Regions from separate parts of the Mus musculus genome. Here all the other regions are linked to region 1. The links are chromatin loops, found by intact Hi-C in ENCODE. Cell type or tissue: left cerebral cortex. All regions are shown on one strand.

The links. A loop is a pair of places that touch in the nucleus more often than their neighbours do. Peaks named below come from ENCODE experiments on the same cell type or tissue, not always from the same donor. Only the 100,000 strongest peaks of a DNase experiment are listed, where the experiment ranks them.
Region 2: a loop joins it to region 1, with 2.5 times the contacts of the local background. A loop is called at or near these places in 4 of 42 quality-filtered maps.
Region 3: a loop joins it to region 1, with 6 times the contacts of the local background. A loop is called at or near these places in 4 of 42 quality-filtered maps.

What each region holds. Positions count from the first base shown.
Region 1 is chr10:89,868,155-89,876,154 of GRCm38, forward strand. Anks1b (ankyrin repeat and sterile alpha motif domain containing 1B) reads left to right here and starts at 5,355. Exons shown (of 27, transcript NM_001359241.1): 1 at 5,355-5,651. The coding sequence starts at 5,518. In left cerebral cortex, a CTCF peak has its summit at 4,493; DNase peaks (open chromatin) are centred at 223, 4,542, 5,263 and 6,046; H3K4me3 peaks cover 3,573 bases; H3K27ac peaks cover 1,881 bases.
Region 2 is chr10:89,971,332-89,979,331 of GRCm38, forward strand. The region is part of intron 1 of Anks1b (ankyrin repeat and sterile alpha motif domain containing 1B); the gene reads left to right. Among named protein-coding and RNA genes, the nearest start is that of Anks1b, 100 kb to the left of the region's middle. In left cerebral cortex, a CTCF peak has its summit at 4,168; DNase peaks (open chromatin) are centred at 4,195 and 5,260.
Region 3 is chr10:90,039,638-90,047,637 of GRCm38, forward strand. Anks1b (ankyrin repeat and sterile alpha motif domain containing 1B) reads left to right here. Exons shown (of 27, transcript NM_001359241.1): 3 at 2,909-3,065. Among named protein-coding and RNA genes, the nearest start is that of Anks1b, 170 kb to the left of the region's middle. In left cerebral cortex, CTCF peaks have their summits at 3,808 (motif pointing left), 4,360 (motif pointing left) and 6,108 (motif pointing right); DNase peaks (open chromatin) are centred at 3,798 and 4,366.

The DNA of each region.
Region 1 (8,000 bases):
AATATGTGTCATAATTAGCTTTTTCCCAGAGGCAGGTCCTAAGATCCACATTTCTAGGGAGGTAAGTTTTCTGGAACTCTAAGCTAAAATGAACCTTTCTTCCCTACCTTACTCTCTGACCGTAGTATTTATCACCGAAACAGAAAAGTAACTTAATACACAAAGGAAGCTAGGATAACATTGTAACTTGGATGAAGCAAGGGAACGCCCCCTTCTCCCTTGGCAGACCTATCACTAGGGTGGGTGACTCATTACTGGTGTAACTTTAGTAGAGATTCTTGTACTTTGTATAGTGTTAGAACTTATCTGAGACAGCAATAAAGATGATATGCACGTGACATACTCCTTTGGAAGGGACTGAGTGATTATCAGCTCATGGTCTTCAATGCTCATGGACTGTAAATTTTTATAAATACTGTACATATTGCACTGTGCTTGTCTTTGGTCACCCCTCCCCAAGATAGTGAGGGACAGGGGAAATGGAAAGAAATTAAATGTAACCCAGGAATAAAAACCCTGGTCTCTTACTCAGGGTTCTAGCATTATATTTAACCAATTATATTCTGGATTTATTATTTGTTTACATCTGCTCCATAGAGCATCAGCCCCAGAGATAGGCCTGAAATGGCAAAGGGAGCATTTTCCTGCTTCATCCAAGTTACAGTGTTATCTTAGCTTTGTTTATATCTTACTTACCTTTCTGTTTCAGTGGTAAAGTACTATAACAGAAAGCAAGTTAGGGAAGAAAGGGGTTTATTTGAGCTTAAAGTTCCAGAAGAGACACAGTCAGTCTATGGGCAGACAGGGCATGGCAGCATGAGCGGGGGACACTGGTCTCAAAGCCAGGAAGGAAAGAGATCACATGTCAGCCACCAACAGGAAGCAGAGAGAAAGAAAAGGAAGTGACGCCAGGCTATAAAACATCAAAGCCTCCAGTGACATACTTCCTCCAGCAAGGCTCTGCCTCCTAAAGGCTCAATAACTTTCCCAAATAGTGTCACTATGTGCAGACCAAGTGGTTCAGGAGCCTCTGGGGGCATTTCTCAATTTAAATCGCCATACCTTAGTTCAGTGGTTCTCACCCTATGGGGCTGCTACACCTCAGTGGGTTGACATTGGAAAACACAGGTATTCACATTAAGGTTCATAACAGTAGCAAAATCACAGTAATGAAGTAGCAAGGAAAAGAATTTCATGGTTGGCGGACATCAGAAACACAAGGAACTGTCTTAGAGGGTCACAGCATCAGGAAGGCCGAGAACCTGAGCCTTACTTAGTAACTCCACATTTTAAGACATTCTCTTTCCCTCACTGCAAACAGACCAACAGACTAAGGGATATCACTCTAAGGTATCTAGATTTGAGATCCTTCATTGTCTTTATGTTTTCAAAGGTTTTACTTACTTATATTTTATAAATACATATCTACCTACTTTGTCTTTGTTTTTCTTCCCATTTTTATTTTCAGCTCCATTTAGTGACCCAACAAGAGTGTCATTAAACACACACACGCACACACACACACACACACACTTCTTTTTTTTTAAATATTTTTTATTAGGTATTTTCCTCATTTACATTTCCAATGCTATCCCAAAAGTCCCCCATACCCTCCCCCCCACTCCCCTACCCACCCACTCCCACTTCTTGGCCCTGGCGTTCCCCTGTACTGGGGCATATAAAGTTTGCAAGTCCAATGGGCCTCTCTTTGCAGTGATGGCCGACTAGGCCATCTTCTGCTACATATGCAGCTAGAGACAAGAGCTCCAGGGTACTGGTTAGTTCATATTGTTGTTCCACCTATAGGGTTGCAGATCCCTTTAGCTCCTTGAGTACTTTCTCTAGCTCCTCCATTGGGGGCCCTGTGATCCATCCAATAGCTGACTATGAGCATCCACTTCTGCACACACACTTCTTAGCTTGCTTAAAATTATTTATAATTTCATTTGTGTACACCATAATTTAAAATAAGGAATTTAAAAGAAGTAAGGTCTACATTACTTTTTAAAAGCAATTATATCTACTTCCTAGCCCTAAAATCAGAATAAAATAAGAATCTCTGTATTTCATCACAAGAATACATTGTTAGGACGGGGAAGCCCAGTAGAGATGAATTCCAAACTTTTATGTAACAAAGTTAGATCCAGATTGACTAGTTGGCTTCCAAGATTTAATGCTTCTTTCTACCACTCACAGATGCAAAAATGTTTGATGAAATCTGGACACTTACAAAACATTCTAGTTATCTAGCCTCTTTGGATTTTTCGAATAATGTTTTCTCTTTTAATTTGCCAGCTTATTCTCATTTAGTGGAAGCCCTTTTCCTCTTCAATAGGAAGTTAGAAATTATCTAAAATAAAAAGTGTAGAGTAGAAAAATTGCATTTGAATATCATATGTCAGCAGAGTGCCTGGAACTGATCTATGATTCGATATTGGTTGATATTTCAGCTTTGGTCATCTGAGTACTTACAGGGTATTCTGGGAAAAGTTTGTTTTGTTCAGGAGACAAACAGTAGTAAGGAAGAAAGGGATTTTCTTGTGCATAATGAATTCATGACTACTCATTTCTTGTTTCACGAACGGTTTAGCTAGGCCTGTTATGTCAGGGGGCATATATCATCTTCTCATTAAAATAGATTTTAAAATGAAAAGGAAAAACAAAATGTCAGACAGTCAAACTCTATACCCTCTGGGGATCCTGCAAGGAGAAGCTACAAATTTACCTGATGCTCTGAGCCACTGAAATAAAATTTTAGAAAACTGAGCTACAGAAAAACACTCTAATTTACTCTATCTATCTATCTATCTATCTATCTATCTATCTATCTATCTATCTATCTATCCATCCATCCATCCATCTATCTATCTATCTATCTATCTATCTATCTATCTATCTGAATGTCTTTTGAGTTTCCCTGTTGTTTACCTAAAGTTTTGGCCTAAGTGGCAGGGAGTCCTGGATCTGTCTTATCATAGTTTCCAATGATGTGACTTTGAGCTCATCAGTTTCCTCGTATGCGCACTAAGGATAAAAGAGGTACCTCTGACTCCACAGAAAAGTGAAATGCACACATGATAGTCTCATAGTCTACAGAAATTTTGTTGAGTACTGAAACAAAAAGTGTAGAAAGCATTTAGTACATATGGCTTCTGGCATGTGGTAACTGCTCATCAAATGTTTGTAAGAATTAATTTCTGTGTAATTTGCTATTCAATGGGGTCTCAGGTTGGGATCTGAATTAAGTCAGTTCTAGGATCCAGCTGTTAACTTTTTCCATTTATTTTAAAGATATATTTCTAATTCTGTGTGTGTATGTGGGTATGCACACATAATTGTCAGGCCTGTGGAGGCCAGACGATCTGGGTTCTCTACAGGTGGAGTTACACAAAGTTGTCAGCCACTCGATATGGGTGCTAGGAACAGAACTGATTCTCTGCAAGAGCAGGAAATACTCTTCTCAGGAAATACTATCTCTCAGACTATCTATCTATCTATCTATCTATTTATTTAATGGAAGCACACAGGTGTGTGTGTGTGTGTGTGTGTGTGTGTGTGTGTGTGTGTGTATGGAGACCAGAGGACAACTTGTGGGAGCTATTTTTCTCCTTTTTTTTTAAAAAAGATTTTTATTTATTTATATGTAAGTACACTGTAGCTGTCTTCAGACACTCCAGAGGGAGTCAGATGGTTGTGAACCTCCATGTGGTTGCTGGGATTTGAACTCTGTACCTTCGGAAGAGCAGTCGGGTGCTCTTGCCCACTGAGCCATCTCACCAGCCCCTATTTTTCTCCTTTTTACTATGAGGGCTGGGGAGACTGAACTCAGGTCTTCTGGCTTAGCACATTTACCTGCTGAGGCATCTTACTAGCTCCCAGGTCCAGTTTGTCAGCCAACGACTGTGTGGCATCTTGTCCCTTTCTGGACCTCTCCTTTAGTTCTAAAGTAATATACAGTAATAATATCCAGTTCGTTGGGTTGTTGTAAGCAAAATGACAATCACATCTTTTCCTATCAACTGACCACAAGCTGTCACAGGAAGTTTCAAAAGAAAATAAGCATGCGTTCTCTGCCACGAGCAAGGAAAACATCCAACAAAATCAAGGCAGTCATACACAATGAACTGCTGATGATATATGCAAATCAAAGCAGCTCTCTCATCCATGCCCATTTATATTTTTCCTAGGGTGGATGTGGAAGAATTTCCAATGAGAACCCTTTTTCTGGTATTTGCACAAGTCAGCAGCTCTCCAAAGCCCGAGTAAAATTCAGGCTGATTAAAGACCCTAAAAAACCTGCAAAAGTCACAAGGCATTCAGTGGTTCAGAAACTAGGATAAACCAAACCTCTTCAGCTTCTTCCAAGGACGGACATCTCAGACTCTCACCAGAGAGGTAAAGCAAGAGGATGAAATATCCTTCAAGTCCCCCGGACTGGGACAGAAACTGCAGCAAAAGCGCCTCTTCTCAGCACCTCGTTCTCCATCACCTCCTAGTGGAAGATTTTCCCCAAGTCTGGTTACTGACTCTGGGCTTCAGGCAGAGAAGGCGCCTCAGCAGCTAGCGGGGTGATCTCCAGTACTCACACAGTTAAACCTCTTCAGAGACGGGAGAAGGGAGCAGAAGCGGGGTGGGGGGTGGGGGGAGAAGAGAGAGGAGGGAGAGGGAGCAAAGAGCGGGGAAGGAGGGAGGAGAGCGGAGGGAGCACGGAGGAGGGAGCAAGGAGGACCCCGCCCACTGGCACAGAACTGCACCCCCCCCCCAACCCCCCGCCCGCCCCACGGTCGGCCCCGGGCCGCACCTGCCGCGCGCACACGCCCCCCGCGCGCCGAGCCTCCGAGCCGCCGCCGCCGCCGCCGCCCTCCGCACGCACCCGCCGCGGCTCGTCCGCACAGCCCAGCCTCGGCGCGGGCCGCAGCCACCCCAGCCGCGGGCCGCGGCCGTCGTCCCCGTGTAAGCCCCGAGCCCGCCGGGCGCGGAACCCAGGTGGATCCAGGCTGGGCGTTTGTACGCACGGGCCTCCGCTGCCGTGGTTCGATACCCTCTAGCTCTGGGGAGGACGCGCTCGACTCGCTCCCTCCTCATCAGCCTCAGAGCGCTCCTTGAGCTCCTCAGTGCCGGAGCATCCTCCCCGCTGCTCAGCATCCTCCTGTCAGCGCCGGAGCATCCTGCTCAGGGCTCGGCGTTCTCTGAGCTCAGCATCCTCCTTCCGTTCCTCGGCAGCGCCCGGGCCCGGTCCCCACCCGCTCGCACCCCACCCGCGGGAAGGAGGCCTCGGGAATGCAGGGGAGTGGCTGTGGGGGCGCGTCGCCGCTTGGCCAGCCCCTCTGCCCAAACACAGGCTGCTCCCCATTGTAGAAGCTGCGCGGAGAGAAGGAGGACGGCGTGCTGCTCCCTGCGCGGGGCTGCAGGGAATAAGCCCGGGCATCCTTATAGGGTGGGGCGGGGAGGGCCCTGGCTTTTGGGGAGTGGACCTGGAGCAGGGAAAGGACTCTGTAGCGGACTCGGTGAGAGACTATGGGGAAGGACCAGGAGCTGCTGGAAGCTGCTCGTACTGGCAATGTGGCTCTGGTGGAGAAACTCCTATCTGGCAGGAAAGGAGGGATCCTGGGTGGTGGATCCGGACCTCTGCCCCTGTCTAATCTGCTAAGGTAAGAACTGGCACTCACTGCGGGCTCGGGGTGGTGGTGGTGGTATGCACACCCCTCGTTAGCATTGTGATGGGTACGTTCTCTCCTCAGGGTATATTGCACCTGGAGGTGTCAGCGATTCATTCTTAAATTAGACAGGAAAACAGACCGTGTGTGTGAAGAGGAGGCAAGAGCCTCCCAGTTAGACCGATGCTTTAGACTCTTGGAGTAATTTTAAAATAGCTTTTCCATCAATGCGTCAATCAGCTACTTTTCTCTAAACCGTGGTGCAGAACTTGTACATGTACTGGTGTTGCTAGAAGGAAATCGGCATGCCTGGTACTGTTTGTGTTTGCAGCTGTGAAAGCCCACCCCCTACTATTTGGCTATTTAAATGAGAAGCTTGTTGGATGCTTGCAGTTATCCTGCGAAAGCCACCGACTCCCTGGATTGCTGCTTCCTTCTTGGGCAGAAAGCATCAGCAGTGGGTAACGATCCCACAAAAACAAAGCCAGGGAACCTTCTGAGATGTCAATCAGGAGTGTGTAAAACTTGATGAGGCAGGTTGGGCAGCTTTAGTTTACTTTCAGTTTCCCAGACACAGCTGAGGGAAACATCCGGCTTGGGAAAGCGTGTGTGGAATAAATACAGCAGAGGCCTTTTAATGTTAACATGTTGCAGGTGAGACGAATATTAGTTCTCAAAGGTTCTTTCTAAGGTGACATTAAAAAAAGTCAAAGTCTTTATTCACCATACTAGAGAGAGCTAGAGAGAGCAGGGTTTGTCTGCATGTTTGAGAAACTATTAAAAGTTGAATTGAACAAATGAAATCTCTTAGGAGGCAGGAAGCCTGAAGAGCACTCAATGAAATTCAAGGAAAGCTCTTTAGTTCTCAAGTCGTGATTGTTCAGTGTGTCTTGTGTATTTTTGGAGGCATCTATCATCATACATAACTCTATCTTAAAACATCTCTTAATGGCAACTTAATGATACTTGTAAAAAAAATTAAAAGCTGGAGTGGTTTTCTTGCTTAAAAATATTTTGTATTACTTTTTATAAAAAATAAAAATAATTACACTTACTTGGTGTGTGTGTGTGTGTGCGTGTGTGTGCACGCTGTGCATGCCATCTACCCCATTCAGAAAGCAGAGGGCAACTTGTGAGAGCCTGTTTTCTCCCTCTATCATGCAGATTCAGGAAGTGGTACTCAAGTTCTCAGGTTTGAGAGCAAGCAAGCATCTTTATCCACTCAACTAGTGCAAGGCTGTGACCCTTTAATACAGTTCCTCATGTTGTGGTGACTCCCAACCACAAAATTATTTTTGTTGCTACTTTATAACTGTCATTTTGCTACTGTTATGAATTGCAAGGTAAATATCTGTGTTTCCTGGTAGTCTTAGGTGATCCCTATGAAAGGGTCTTTTGACCCTCAAAGAGATTGCAAGCCCTGGGGTTGAGAACGGCTGCTCTGACCTTTTGTGCTGATGTCCTTATGTGTTTGATACAAACTTATGCATGAAAATATTGTGGCATGGACACAGGTTCTCATAGGTTGTGATCAGATGGTGCAATTAATTATAATACTGCCTCTAGGGGGGAAGAAAAAGGTTATATTACAGTGAAATGAACATACCTGAAAAAGGGCAAGATTTAAAGAGCCATGTACTATTACATATACTTGGTGACAGTGACACTATTGGAATAATATTTCATTGCAGAACAGTGGTTATGTATAGAAGCTCTGCCCCCAGTGGGTCTTAGAAAACATAACTCTTCCGCGTGCTGTCTTCCATTTTCAAACACAACTAGATAATATATGTATTTTAGACATCAGTTTTGGTATTTACCTGTAGATTATAGAAAAGTTTAGTTACAATTTTTAGTTAGAAGTGAACTAGTTGTATTTGCAACAGAATCAATGATTATAAAAATGATAATGGATGTATGCTAAAACAAGTTCCTCAAAGATTAAAAATTAATCATTTTGGAAAATAGAGAATTCATTAGCAATGAGAGGTTTAGTTAATATCACTGACACGAATTGAGACAAATGATATTTTTTTTGGATAGGCCTTTCTCAGTTGTTTTATCTTTGAAACAGAAGTAGTTGACAAGTTTTAGGGTTAAGGTGGCACATGCCTTTAATCCCAGCACTTGGGAGGCAGAGGCAGGCGGATCTGAGTTCAAGGCCAGTCGGGGCTATACAGAGAAATCCTGTCTCAAAAAACCAAAAGAAGAAGAAGAAGAAAAAAGACATCAAGTATTTAATGTTAGTAAATATTTAAGCCATGAAAGCATGGGCCACAGTGTTCTTCTGCAATGAGTTTCTTTATTACTGGCTGTGTTGAATGGCCCTGGTAGTTCTACAGG
Region 2 (8,000 bases), 100 kb after region 1:
AACAGGTTGTTTTTAGGTGACATCGAAAGGAAAAAGAAATATCTTTATCTGACACCTTGCTAAAACTCAAGACTGACTTAAGAAATCAAGAGAATAGGAAGACTAAATAGAAATAACAAAGAACAGCATTTAATTTTTAAAATTTCAGTTTTTGTGTATAAGTTTTTTATTTGCATTCATGCATCATGTATTTACAGTGCCCACAGGGACCAGAAGAGGGCATCAGGTCTCCCGGGATTGGTGTTACAAATGGCTATAAGCTGTCATATGGGTGCTGGGAACATAACCCTGGTTTTCTGAAAGAGCAATCAGTGCTCTTAACCACTGAGCCATCTACCCAGTCCTTAGAATAGCATTTTAAATGCTATCAATTTTCATTAAACTTCTGGGAATCAGAATAGAGTCCCTGTCCATTGAAGGTTATGTACCAATTTCTACTCATGATGAATTCGTTACACATTTCCATGAAGCAGCCAGAACAACAAATGGTCCCATGCTGTGTTTCTTATTATCTGTTGGGCATTTTATGATGGGATTGCTGCACCTTAGATATTTCTTAATTCATGCTTTTAAGATTCACAACCAGTGAAGGAATGAGGTGCTGAGATCTGTTGTCAGCCCTGTTGCTAAAGCATTGTCGTATGGGGGTTCAGAAGCTGATATACAAGCTCAGATTCAGGTAGCAGCTGGAGGCCAACCTCTGGGAAAAGGTTGGCATATGGGAAATTAAGCACAGATCTGATGATGCATAAAACCTGTTTTTCTGATAGATACAATTACTCATTACTGAGCACCACATAAAAGGCCCAGTGCTGGAGTGATTTTCAGTGGTTGAGTGTTTGCTGTAGGACTCAGGTTTGGTTCCCTGCACTCATGTCAGGTGGCTCTCAACCACCTGTGACCTCAGATTCAGGGGCTTGGACACCCTCTTCTAGGCATCGCCACATATGTGACATAGACTCACAATACACATAAAGAAGTAGGAAAAACATTTTTAAAAGCCCACTGTGATTTCCACTATTACTATCCATTTGTTATGGCCATTATGAATGTTTGCTGCTAGACCTGCCCGTCATTTTCTTGCTTTTATGTGTGTTCTAATCCTTGCCTAGATGTTTCCTTATTAATGTTTTGTTTTCATTTTTGGTTTTTTTGTTTGTTTGTTTTATTTTTAAACAGAGTCTCTCTATGTATAGTTCTGGAAGTCCTGGAACCAGCTCTGATTTCCAGGCTAGCCTCAAACTCATAGAGATCCATTTGCCTCTGCCTCCTGAGTGCTGGAATTAAAGGCATGCACCCCCTTATTAACTTTTTAAAGTCTGTGTACAAAGCTACAAGTTTCACTCTAGCATTTCCCTATATGTTATATTTTAAAACATGACCCCCTTTTTCCACTGCCTGTTCCATGTCCCTCTTTCCCCCTCTTGTTGGTCGCCTTCCTACCCCTTATATAGTCCTCTCTCACACACACAGACATGCACAAACAGACACATAAACACATAGATATAGACATACAGTCTCTCTCACACACAGATGTATACACAGACATAGATACACACACAGACACAATGCACATAATCACCTATACATATGTTCACACACACACACATAGACATACACACACATTCATACACACATACACACAGACACAATGCACATACTCACATATACAGACATACACATACAAACACACAGTCTCTCACACACATAGACATGTGCACACACACAGAGACACACAGTCTGTCTCACACACAGACATGCACACAGAGACACACACACAGGCACAATGCACACACTCATACACAGACACATACCGACACATACAAATATACACAGACATACACACATACAGACACCCACACCCACACAGACACACACACACATGTATACACACATAAATGCTGAATATAAAATAAAACTTATGCTGGGCATGGTGGCACACGCCTTTAATCCCAGTACTCGGGAGGCAGAGGCAGGCGGATTTCAGAGTTCGAGACCAGCCTGGTCTACAAAGTGAGTTCCAGGACAGCCAGGGCTATACAGAGAAACCCTGTCTCGAAAACCCCAAAAAATAAATAAATAAAACGTATAAGCTATTATTAGTCCTTTTGAATCTTAAATTAAACATGTGTGCATGGGGCGTGTGTTTATATACTCAGTTTGACTTATTTTGTTTAATCTCTCTTGAATGATCTCTAGTTCCATTCAGTTTTTTTCTGTAAATATCATTTCATTTCTATTAATGATTGAAGAAATGATATGTATCTGTAGCATGCTATCTCCCTTCATCTGTCTGTCTATGGACATCTAAGCTAGCTCTTTTTCTCTGCTGTGGCAGTGAATACCCACTTGCAAATCTCTCTGTGATTGGCTGACTTTGGGATGCTTATGTACTATTGCAATATTTACTGAATTATAGACTGCATGGTGATGTATACTCTTGCATGTCTACTTCATAGCCTACTACACCGGTCTACAACTAGAAGTTTCAGTCTTATTCAACAATATACCATAAACTGGGTGGCTTAAACATCTGGAATTTTTTCATAATTCTAGATAATCAAGATCAAAGTTTTAGAAAAAAAAGTTTGTGCTTGGACCTCTCAAGCTGACTTATGGATTCATTGTTCTTCCTGTCTCCTTACAGGGCTTTTTCTCTGTGCTTGTCAGTGTTTTGTCTGCCTATTGAAGCACTAGTTATACTGCTTATACTGAATTAGGGTCTACCTTAATGATCTCATTTTAAAGTCTTTACCATTTTCCAAGCACTATGTCCAAATACAGTCACCAGCTGTGGTTCTAAGAGATGAGACATTGACATATTAATTTTGGGAATACATTCAAGCCACAACAAATTCCCTCCTGATATGTACTCTCTGACAGATGTTTGAGATATTGAAGAAAGCTGAATCATGGAGATGCAATATTTTATCCCAGGAATATATTAAACATATCAGAATCAGCACTTTCCACAACTATTTGATAGAAACAGTTATTGGATACGTGATCAGTTTGCTGTCTTTAGCCCACATTCACAATTCGTAGGATTAGACGGAGTGTTTTCACTAAGTCTCAATAACTACGTCATACATTAAATTTGAGGACCACTGCCTGAAACCTGAAGTGGTTAATTCCAAATAGGTGTTTGCAACCTGAGATAGAGTAAGATCTGTGTTCACCTTAGTCCTACTGAAGGGAATGTTGGCACAGATATATGAATGACTGGCAATGTGACAGAGGAGACATTTGCAGAGAGAGAAAGAAAACCTCAAGTGAAGGCTGTCTCACTGCAGTAGTGCTTTCTCTCTCTCCTTCTCCCTCCCTCTCCCTCTCTCTCTTTCTATCACCAAGTCTGTCGCTTAAAATTGCCTTTAATGGCACATTATTCCCTTTATGACTTTTGTCTAAGTAATAAATGCCTTTCTAAAAAAATAATACATAATGAGGAAAACGTGTGTTTATGACATTTGTCAGTGGAGAGTAGGTTAGAATAAAAAATTATGGCCACTTGTTTCATACATAATCTAACTCTTTGTCTACAGAATAGAATTTATGTATTCATTTATCTTGTATTCAAAGAACTAGAGGCCATATTCTTCCTGTCTTTCTTCTTGTTATTTTTAAACTAACTCTGGAACAGGAAATCATATATCATATATCACCTTCCATTACTTAGAGTGATTGTATCTATACGCTTCACTTTTGGGTTAAATAATACTAAATTCAAAGCAAACTTTGGAAATAATCTGTTTTCTAAAACTGTATTCATTTAATTTCTTTTGAATTTTCCTCATCACAAACTTCCTCTTGTCACCTCTGTCTTCTATTCAGCACATACTTGTGCTACACTACAAATACTTACGCCAACAGTGTGCACTAGAACAACATTTTCCCTGCTCTTCAGAAAAATAACCAAGGATGGAAAGGACAAAGACTCCAAGAAAATGTGCTGAGGAATAGGAAAGAAACATGTAAGATGCTGCTGGACACAAAGGCAGCACTGATAGACACAAATAGAAAGCATCCAGGAAAAGAGAAATAGAAACAGCATGTCCCATCATAAAAAAAAAAAAAAAACAAATAAATAAAATAAAATAAAATACAAATAGGCCCACCTCCTGCCACACCATACAGAAGACATCCAGAGGTCTGTCACCACCCAGAGGCTTGTCAGTGGTATAGCAGGAGCCACTGTGATGTGCAAGTATGTGGTGGAGAGACAGGAGAGAAAGAGAAGCGAAATGTTTTGAGCATTATGAAGAGAGGCAAACTGGAGGGAAGAGGGTAGAGTGGAACAGCCTGATGTGAGTGGCCTGGCCTGCCACCTGAGCCCATGGTGATGTCCCAGCTGGCTGCCTGTGAGTGCCAGCTCTGTGTCTGTGGCCATGCAGCAGCAGGGATCTGTGTCAATGTCCCTGTCTCATATTACCGCTATAGACCATGTGGACATGGGCTACCACCGAGGACCCTGTTGACATCCAAATGAACTGATCCAGCCCTTGATTCTCCTGGCTTCAATTCTGAGGCTTGAAGTTCATAAAACTGGTTAGTTGTGGCAGGATTTTCCCTGTCCAATTACATTAAAATACTAGTGCAACAGGAGGCCTGTGATTGGACAGGGAAAAGTGAGGCAGAGCAAAGAATTGCAGGGACAGAGAGCGACTCAGAAGAGGCGGAAGAAGTCAAGATGGAGGCGGACAGACAGGAAGATCCTGATCCCGTGTGGTTTTTAAATAGCAACAGGTAGTTATGATATCATAAAGGAATAGAATAACTGGGATAACTTGTCTAATCTAGGTGGGCAGCTTTTATCATTATCAATTGGTTCTGAAATTATTGTATTGGCATCTTGTGAATTGAGAATTTATTGATATATAAATCTACCTTGTTAATTATAAGCTTCTAGAGTTTTGTTTCTATGGGGTGGCTGGGTGCTGTGGCGGCTGACTGTGGGGTGGACAGTCGTGTGGGGCTGGCATGTCAGCGAAGGGAACCCAGGAGCCTCCCTGGAGAGTTGGCAGGCAGAGAGTAGCTGGATGAAGCACAGGAACTTGGTCCCTTTTATACACTTTCTGCAACAGTCACATAGGCATGAAGTTGTGGAAACAGGTTTCAAATCCAGGCAGCAATAAATGTCTGTTATAGTCATGTGACATAGAAAGCTCTGATGCTGTTGAAAGAAGTTTATCTTCATTCCAGGCTCTGTTGAGTATGTGAGAAGATCCCAACCATTCCACATGGACTGAGAGAAGGGAAGACAGTGTTATTCAAATGATAATTGGAAGCCATACAAAAATATCCATGGTGGTGAGGGGTGCCAATAAACTACAGTCCACCACAGACCCTGGCATGTTCCCCCTGTGCAGAGAGGCTGGGCAATGCCAGTTCTGACGCGATATTCTTTCTTGTTACTATCTTTGGCAAATCACTTGAAATTCTGAAATGCAATATTTTCTAAGTCATATTAAATTTGGAATGAAATTGTAGGGACAGCTGGCATCAAGCTAATTGCTAAATGCGAAGTCTGACAGCACAGACTGACAGTTGTGAGAAAAGGATAATATCTTTCCCCTTTAATAGATGCAAAATCATGGATGGACTGCATTTTCTCCCATCTTAGTATGAATGACTTCATTAACTGCAAAAGTATGCCTAGTGTTTATTGTCATTCTCCTGTAGCAGTGTTAGGAGGTAGTGTTAAAGCTTAAAGCATTTCTCCTGGTACTGAACATTTCTAAGAATATACATTTGGATTTAAAAATGTTAGTAGTAGTAGTATGTGTGTACATACGCTATGTGTATATGTGCATGTGTGTGAGTGTGTGTGTGTGTGTGTTAGCTAGGAAAAACTTACTCATTTGACTATCCGATGTTTATCAGGTCAAGGATGAACTATCTTCTTAGAAGATTGTATTTGTAGGAGGAAATGAGAAGTACAGGGATGAAGTTATACAGCCAGGAATTTAGAGGGTGGGTACTTCTGAATTGATCTGACTTACTCCCATATTTCCTCAATTCATTTGTAAGTTATTAGCATTTTTAACATAAGAAATAAGCACCCAGGAGTCAGATACAAGTTCTCTAATCCTTCTTCTGTCTCGTGATTACTGTAGGATTTTGCTGGTGTAAGTATTCACTATGAATCATGCATGGTCTTCCTTGGATTTAAGATGAGGATAATATAGTCTTCCCTGCTTGCCATTCAGGATTTTAGTGAAGATTAAAAAGGTTCTGCATCTGATAGCTTTCTAAATAAATGTCACATATCTTTGTTATTTTTGTGTCTGTGCAACTACATATGGGTGAGAAGATGGTAATTAGTAAAGTACCTGTCATGAAAGGATACGGACCTGAGCTCAGATACCTGGCACTCACCTAGAAACCAGCCTCAGGTCCCTAGAACTATTTGGCTTGTCAAGTCACTGATTCCTGAGTTCAGTGAGATAGGCTGGCTTTGCACTTATGATCCATGGCTTGGGGACTCTTTCTAAGTGAAGCTGTGTCTGTCTCATGAATGCTGAGAGTCTCTACTTCTGAAACATCTTTTTAGTACAAAACATCTTTGAGAAGGTTGCTTAAAGTTGCTTGTTTTAAACTTAAGGCACATTTCCTCCAAATTCAAGGCCACCTGATGAAAGACTGAAATAATAATCTAGTGGACATTTTTGGTAGTTGTGAAAGGTGATCAGGTGATGCATAGACTGTCACGGATAGATAGATAGTCTCGGGTAAGGCAACTCTTTTCTGTATTAGTAGCAGTGTTGACTCTGTGTGTTTGCAGAACAAGTGGAAAAAAGTTTTATTCTTGCCATCAAAGATATGAAGCAACCCGATGGCCACTGATGGACGAACTGATAGAGAATAAGAGGATACTAGTTAGCCACAAAGAAGGAAAGGATGCTATTCGCTGTCACCGTAAGCAGCAAACACATTTATGCTTAAGAGCGTACTGAAAGACTGCACTAACCAAAATAAAGAAATCACACACACACACACACACACACACACACACAAAACCAAAATCACCCCAAAACTGGAACATATGAGTTTCTATGTTAAAAGACACCCACAAAAGTTTTGACTTATGAACGTTCTGGTAGATGAACTGATAAAGTAATTTTTACTTCAGACTGAAGACTTTTATTTATTTCCTTAGATTTTAGCTTTTTGCATGTCTCATCCTGAAGAACTCTGTAAGTCCTTTTAGTCCATAAACCAGCTGTCCTCTACTGGGGCAGGGAAGGCGGAGATGCTTGGCTTGGCGGGAGAGTGGAGAAGGCCCACAGTCTCATGTTAGCTCTTGAGCCACTCCCCAGTTCTACTGATGGTTAAAGCTTTAATCACTTTGTTTTGCAGTTGTTTTTCCAGACCAGTTTCTCTACCTCTTCCCTTTTTCTTCCTTCTCCTGTGGTCCTAGAACCCCATCCTTGTTGTTTCTAGTCAGGTGCTGTACCACTAATCGGAATTTCCATCCCCCGGATGTTTTTAAATAGACAAAGATTTTAATAGATATTTTGCTAAAGAAGATCTATAAGTAACTGATAAGCACAAGAAAATGTGCTCCATCTCATCATTGGAGAACTGCAAAATAAGGCTCCAAGGAAGCTGTCACCAAATACATACTACATACACACCTCATACACACTCAGCTGTTCAAAGGAACTGTAACATATTGGCAAAGATGTGGACAAACTCAGACATTTGTAGCTGGTAAGACTATAGAATGGGGTTTGAAACTGTTTTAAGAAAGATATTGTATATTTTCTCACAAGGTTAAATGTAAGGTTACTAGATAACACAGTAATTCCACACTTAGGTATCTACCCAAGTGAAATGAAGGCGCCTGCTCAAAAGGGTTTATACTAGCATTATAGCTAACCCTGGAAACAATCCAAATGTCTGCAAGTGATGACTGAATAAACAAAATGAGATTTTTTCCCCCTACAATAGAATTCTGTGTGACAATAAGGAAGAATGAACTACGAAGAAATGTTAAAACA
Region 3 (8,000 bases), 170 kb after region 1:
CTCTCAGGTTCTTGGGAGGCCGAGGCAAGAGTGAAGACCACCCTTAAATTCGGCAGGGCCTTTGCTCAGAAAAAAGTAACTATGTTCAGGGATAATAGCTAAAGCATTTGCTTACGTTTCCCAGGCCCTGGATTTAATCGCTCAGGACAGTAGAAACACAAAGAAATGTAGTAAACACATGCACAAGTGTGACTAGAATAATTGGGACAGCTAGGTGACTCCGCTGGTAAAGGCTTTGTTCATCAAGTCTGATGGCCTGATGTACCCACGTGGTGGAAGGAGAAAAACCTACTGTCATTGACAAAGTGCCTGCTAACTTCCACACATGTGTGCCCCCCCTAAAATAAACTAATGTAGTACATTTCAAAAGATAGTGCTTAGTGATGTTCTCCTTCTACCTTATATAGACTATCCCTTTCTGATTCTGTTATGAAATGGTTATAATACTATACACAATACAAATATTTAAACTAAGTCACTGTTTAAAAATAATCATTTTTCAATGTGTCATGAATTTTCTGGATAAACAGTGAATGCATATCATCAATATTATTAGGAAATAACAAAATTCAAGTCAAAGAATAAATTCTGAATTTTTGGTGAAAGTAAAAGGAAATAAAAGATTTCACCCCATCTTGTTTAACTTCCTCTTGAAAGGTATTTTAGTCTGTGTTGTATTACTGTGATGAAATATACAAGGCTGGGTTACTTTATAATGAAAAGAAAAGTAAGGGGATCATTTGGCTGCTTCTTTCTCTACACTTGTTAGTACTACAACAGATTTGGAACATAGAGCCCAACTCTCACTCTTACTGGGTTTTACTTATTTGTAACTATTGACTGGATTCTTCTTATCTCAGTGTGGTTATTTACTTATCTCAGAATTGAAGACCCTAGGACAGCTCTTATGTGGCAGCAATGAGGAAAATCATGTGACCCGGATAAATGTCAAATTTCACTTTCACCTGCTTTTGTTCTGGTTTGATACAAATTCCCATGCTTACATAGTGCAGAGCCAGTTGTTACGTGACTTTTGTGACTCCCATTCAGCATTCTTACCGTGCATCAGCAGTAGACGCTGTTTTGTTTTTCTAGTATTTTTTCTTTTCTCCCAGAAAGGAAAAGAAAATAGTATTGAAATGAAAAGTTAGGTAGTTAGTTGGCATAGCTAAGTCAACCCCCAGCCTTCTAAATTCAGATCTTGTTAAATAATAACTTTTTAAAAGACATGTTAGGATATAATTTATAGGACTGGAGAGATGGCTTAGCATAGGTGCAGCTAAGAGCACTTCCAGAGGACCTGAGTTCAGTTCCTAGCACCCACATTGGGCCGCTGATAACTACTACCTGTAGCTGCAGCTCCAGGGCTGTGATTTATTCTGGCCTCCACGATCACTCCACATATCCTCATGCACACTCTAACGCTCATGGGTGCACACGCACACACGCACACACACACACACACACACACACACACACACACTTACAAAAGTACAACCAGCTCTTGAAAGAGATATTATTCATGTCTTATTTTCTCAGAAATCTTATTAGAAGATGAAAGTTTCTGAGAATGCATAAGCATATTTATAACATAGTCTCTGTTTTTCTTTTTCTCTTAATCACAATTTCATGTATGTTGCAACTGTATCTGGTCGATAGGCTACATTTGGGGCAGTGGATTTAACCATTTACTGTTATTTTGCATTGTATCTGTTTCTTCTGAGGTATTAGGATTCTAACCTCATTATTTTTAGTTGGCCACTTAGTTTTTCTTCTTTACCAGTCTTAGTTTAACCTCATGAAAAAAATTAAATTTAGATCTTTCTCTTATATTCATTCTTTCTATTGGTAATTTTTTAACCCTAAGGATTGACTTTAGTTTATAATTGTAATATTCAGAAGTATTTTTTTGCCTGCCTTTACACATGTGTATGTCTGGAGTTTCATGGAAGGATTATTAAAATCTGTGTCTCTGTGCAGCCAAGTGAAAATGTGACTATTGTTCAGAATCACATTTTTGTATTATTTTATAGGAAGCTCAGTATAATATTTAGTAATAATTATTATCCAGCCCTTCTTGAGGTTAATTCAATGAAGGTTTCCACTCTGGAAGTCTGGTGGGGTTTAAATATAGAAGTCTGCGGGTAGCATGGGAGCTGTACTGGGGATTATAGCAGAGATGGAAATTCTCTCTTAGATGAATTTCATTCTGGGGACCACTTCCTGGGCTCCGGGGAGAAAGAGGAAGACAGGATGGATCGTATATTCAATCATGTTATGTGCTGTTGCTGTACAGCTACCAAATTCTGGCTTTTAATAGTAATCTAGTACTATAATCATTAGCTCCCTTACCCACGTACCTAAATTTCTCTTTTGTATACATCTTAATTCCTTCAGCCTAGTTCTCTCTAGAGGTGATATAGAAAACACCTAAATTAACCTTGGCACTTGATAACTTTAGTTTCTGGAACCAGGGAGTTTGCTTATAGCGTCAGCTTTTACTTCAGGTTAACTTTCAGACACGCGTTATCATGAAACATAACAAGTTGATGATGTAACTTTTGATTGCTATAACGAAATTGTATATATGTACCAAATGCATTCTATTAAGTAATTTTATTGGTTAGTTAATGATCTGGGTATATACACAACCATTTGTGCATGTGTGTATGAGTGTGTGTGTGTGTGTGTGTGTGTGTGTGTGCATGCCTGCATGTATCTTGGGAGGGCTTTGAGTATTTTCTAAGTAAAATGATCTTAATCCCAATTTTAAATTGTAGTGCCTCAAATGACTGTTTTAAATGCCAGCTAGTCTCTAATAAACGACCCTAGCTGTCTAATAAAGTCTGTGTTGTTCAGCCTGTTTTCTTTTCTGTTGTTTCTTTCCTTTCGTTTACTTCTTCCTCAGGGACATAGTTCTCAAACTGCTGCAGTACGAGGCATCCACCAATGTAGCAGACAACAAGGGTTACTTCCCCATTCACCTGGCTGCCTGGAAAGGAGACGTGGAGATTGTGAAGATCCTCATCCATCACGGACCTTCCCATTCCCGAGTCAATGAACAGGTGCACCCGCCGAATGCTTGCTCATGCTGTATTTTACTCTCAAGTTTTGCAAAGGCAAAGCCACATTGAAAAACTGATCGCTTTTATCTTTACTCTGCCAAAATATCATTCTACTGCTGAATTTCCTAAAGGAGAAATATGCACAGTTCTTTGGATTTGGGTATGATGCACAGGCTCTGTGGGTTTTGGTATCATGCACAGGCACATTTGGTATAAAGATCTTCTGTTAAAAAGAAAAAATCCCACATATAGGAAGTAATTGTAAAATTTTTGCCTGCCTTATAGAACATTCATTTTAAGTCTATTGAATATTTAAAGATGGAATGATATCTATGTTAGTATGAGAATTATTGTTCCTTTAATAAAATTATGAATGCTAAAGTAAAGTTTATAGCGATCATTTGCATGTTTTCCATCTATATAGCATTTTCATAGTTAACACACTTTTTTGTGGGGGGAGATGTAAAATACACTGTGCACAGTTTCTAGTCTCTCTAGTCTCAAACTTTCTTCTAAACATGCACATGTGAGACAGAGATGTGTAGAGTGAGCCGAGCACCACAGAGAATTATAATGTTAGCTATCTAGAGTCAGAATGGTAACAAGAACATAATATCTGTATTACAAACAGTGAACGGATTTAGAAAGGAATTCAGTTCTGAGCACTAGAACAGACAAGAGTGCATTTTTAGAGAGGGAAATATGGCCTCGTGATACAGTGTAACAGACACCTTGAGCTCCGAATGCCCCCTACTGTTCCCATTTTGTAAAACTATATTTGAAAACCAGCGTGCAGTCCGGCAATTGAATTATAGCCATAGTATCAGCTGCAGTTGGCTGCTGTCCAATACCAATGTAAATAGATCACTGAAGGGCAAGAGTTTCTAATTAAAGGGCAATTACCACAGTGTTCAAATAGCTATAGATTTCACAGACCTTTGCCTGAAATAAAGAGTAAATAAGAATAAAAAGAAACCCTAGCTTTAAACAACAAATGTAAAAGAAAAAAAAATTCACCCAAATGAAATGTTGAAAAGGCCAATCAGCAAAGAGCATTTTATTTGTCAGAAAAGTATCTCATTAATTTTTATGACAATAAAGTTTTGTGTTTGTATAGTTGCAGAAATGTAGATTTTTCCAAATCAGGACGCATTCAAGTATTTTTAAAAGTGACAGATAAATGGCTATCTTTATCATCATATCATGCTAAAAGGAAATTTGTGAGAATTTTATTCTGTTCCTGAGATACCAGATCTTACAGCATTTACAGGATGAGCCATCTGGTGGTTATTCTTAAAATTGTCAGCATGGCACACAGCCAACCTGAAATAACAACGTGGAAAAAACAACCCAAGGTTAAAGAAAAGGTTGTTGATTTACATAAACAAGATGTTTTTTAAATGACACTAAAATAAGAAACATACAGTGTACATTTATATTTGAAAGCTGAAAGTCTTAAATGGTGTCTTGGTATTTGTGTGAAACACTTGTTTTTGGTAATATTGAAGATTAATCAAATTATGAACAAATTCCTTTTAAGAAGACTGGAAGTAGAAATTCTCTTTTTCATTTCCATTACCATGTGCTGTGGTTTGGTTGTCAACAAGTTGAACACTTCTTAAGACTGCTTTGGTGGTAGTGGTGTCTGTCTGTGCCTGTGCATGCATGTGCGTGAGAATGTATAGACCAGTGTGTGTGTGTGTGTGTGTGTGTGTGTGCGCGCGCGTGCACTAGTGCACATGTAGTTGTATGAATGTGCATGCAGAACCTGAGGCAGCTGTTAGTCCTCAGCCACCGCCTGCTTTGTTTGGGAACTGAGCTCACTGATGAGAGTTTCGGGCTGGCTGATGATCTCCCTCGGCACTAAGAATACAAGCCTGTACCATCATGCCTGGTTTTTTGTTTGTTTGTTTGTTTGTTTGTTTTTTGTTTTTTAATGTGGGTTGAGAGGCTGGGGCTTAGCATCTAACCTTTAGCATCTTAGCATCTTAGCACCTAGCCCTTAGCATCATAGCATCTCAGCAGCTAGCAATTGAGCTGTCCTCCAGTGCCATCTCAAGACTTTTCATCCTAAATTTGTCCTTCCATTTTAGACCAATACCCCTGAGAGAGTCAGAAGTGCAGACTTTATTCTTATAGCAGTAACTTGAATTTTAGCTCTCCCCTCCCCCTCCCCACAATGGTACAGAAATGTTTTTATCTAATTAGAAACTTTTATGTATTTAAACAGTAGCAGGAGGAATGAAAATCAACATTAATGATGACTATGGGAAATCAGTCATTGTTCTAAGTACTTCCACCTGCACAGTGTTCCTTAATTCCCGATGTTACTTAATAATTGGAAGTGAAATTACCTTTCCTATTTTATAGCTGAAAAACAGAGTTCAGTTAAGCTAAGTAAATTGGTTAGGGTCGCATGCTTCTGGGTGACCCGAACTGAGACTTGAACTCTGAGTACAGGGTCTTACACACTAATGCTGCCTTCCTAGACCCTGTTACTTACAGTTTCCTGTGACAGGCAAGCCACGGCATCAACATTATCTTACTGATTCCTATCACAGCCTGGTAAAGTAGGGATTATTATGGCTGCTGTCTGGATGAAGCCATGACCTTAGAGAAGAAGAATATGTCCATCTTCTTCTGTTAAGACATGGATGCATCTGTTAAGACATGGAATCAATGTTTAAAAAGGTCCTTAGCCAATTACGTAGTCATGCATGGCATTGAAATTATGCCTTTTGGTCAGTGTTCCACTGTTTCTGAAGAGGATCTTTGACTTCATATATGGTTGTCCCCTCATCAGGTGTCCAGTACCCCAGGTAGAAACCTCTGTCCTAATATTCCCATGCATCTCTTCAGATTTTTTTGGGGAAAGCATTTGTAAGCAATTTCACTTCAAAATGCCTTCATTGTTACTTGGGAAAAGTGCCAATGTTTATATCACGGTTTATGAATCGTCAACAGACTTCTTTTTTAAAAAAGATTTGTTTATTTATTACGTATACAGTATTTTGCATGCATGTATGCCTGCATGCCAGAAGAGGGCATCAGATCCCAGGATAGATGATTAGGAGCCACCATGTGGTTGCTGGGAATTGAACTCAGAAACTCCAGAAGAGCTGAGTGCCCTTCATCACTGAGCCATCGCTCCAGCCCCAGACTTCTTTTTAAAATAACATCCCATTTACTGCTTTAACCATACATTTGCTGTGTTGCTGCGTAGTGTCAGGGACTGTTTGTCCTTCTGTGTCTCACTCCACCGTTTTTGTTTGGGGCATCCCTTTTGTGTTCTGGGTCATTCAGTGACATAAGGATTGTGTAAAGGCAAGCTCTGCTGTAGCACCTTGGATCTGATACATGAGATGATCATTAAGTGTTCCCGCCAGGAGAGACACGGAGTGGAACAGCTCAAGACCTCCTCATGCTCAGATTAGCCCATGATTCAAAACTTACAAAGTAGCTCTGGAAGTTTCCATTTAACATTTCAGACCTTTGCTGAGCATAAGGAACAGAGATTGTCCATTTCGATATTACTGGTTGGTACATACGATAAGCGTTAATATCACCAGTTAGCAGAACATGTTTTTTTTATGCTGTAACATCAACTCAGGTTTCCTACCGAGCTTATAAAACTTCCAGATAAAAAATAGTACAGAGTCCATTTTAGAAAAGAATTTGGTCAGTCTTGTGTTTTAATTTTTTTTTTAAACCCTGCCTGATATCTTTTGGCATATGAACCACACCTTGTGGTCATAGAGAGGACAGCGTTCTTACATAAAGATAACGACCATTCAGGAATCTAGTGAGTTGTGAATGAGGGCTGTGCTAAGGCTTCCAGGTGGATCCCGTTCCCCATCCCATTCTGTACAAAAGCCTCGGTGCAGAGGAGGATCATGGCAGAAAACATGGAAGGACATGGACACAGGAATACACAGGGAATGCTAAATGGGGTAATGGATTTGGTAGGGAGGGGCAGCCAGGGAGAAGTGGAAAGCAGGGAGGGAAGGGTGGGTGTGGGTAGGTGGGTACATTGCTCATATATGAAGTTGGTCGCAAACGATGAACAAAGAAATAAATACAAGAAAGGTAAACTCTGGTACTACGTGGAAACAATGAAGAAAGAATGGCATTATTTTTAGTTCTTTGCATGTTTTGTGTGTTCTGTGTACATCCATCTTACCCCCCCCTTACCCTGGCCTTATTTTTCTCTTTAATATACTACTGGGGCAAAAATCCTTGTCTCCAAAGGACGTTGTCTTTGGTATTTGAACTCAAGTCTTTTGATAAATGGGGCTTGTCAGCTGTTTTCCTTCTGTTATCCATTGTCTGTAAGTGGTGTAGTAGTAGTCAGAGGCTACTTATTTGGTTAAAAATGAAGAATTCAGAACCTTCAAAGACTGTTTTCTCTAGATGTACTAGCGATTGTTAATCAATACACCTTCATAGTCTACCCATTTAAAATTACATGTTTCTTTCTTGGACCGTTATCGAGCCTGACACAAATATGTAATCTTGCCTTTTTAAAGACACTGCAGTTGTGTGGTCTCCGCTGATAAAAGCCCAAGCATGTGTTGATTGCGGATGAAAAACCTGTGAACATTGTCTCCTAAGTAGGTCTTTAATGATGGAGATAATTTCTCCTGAGATTTGAACAGCACTAATTTGGTATTATTAGAAGGACTTACAATTTTCCTCCTATTCTCTAGGCTAAGGGCTGTGGAAAAGTAGAGAGATCTTTGAGGGCTCATTACTTCATAATTGGCCTTTCTCTTTCTCAGAGAGATATTACAGTTTGAAAAATGGGATTTAGCCCTTTTTAGACCAAGGGGAAATTGGACTGGCCAGGGAGCATATTTTTATGTCATTTTTTTTATGTGTTAGAGTAATAAGCCTGGGCTTCTGATGAAGCTTGGAGAACATTCAAATTTAACAAAG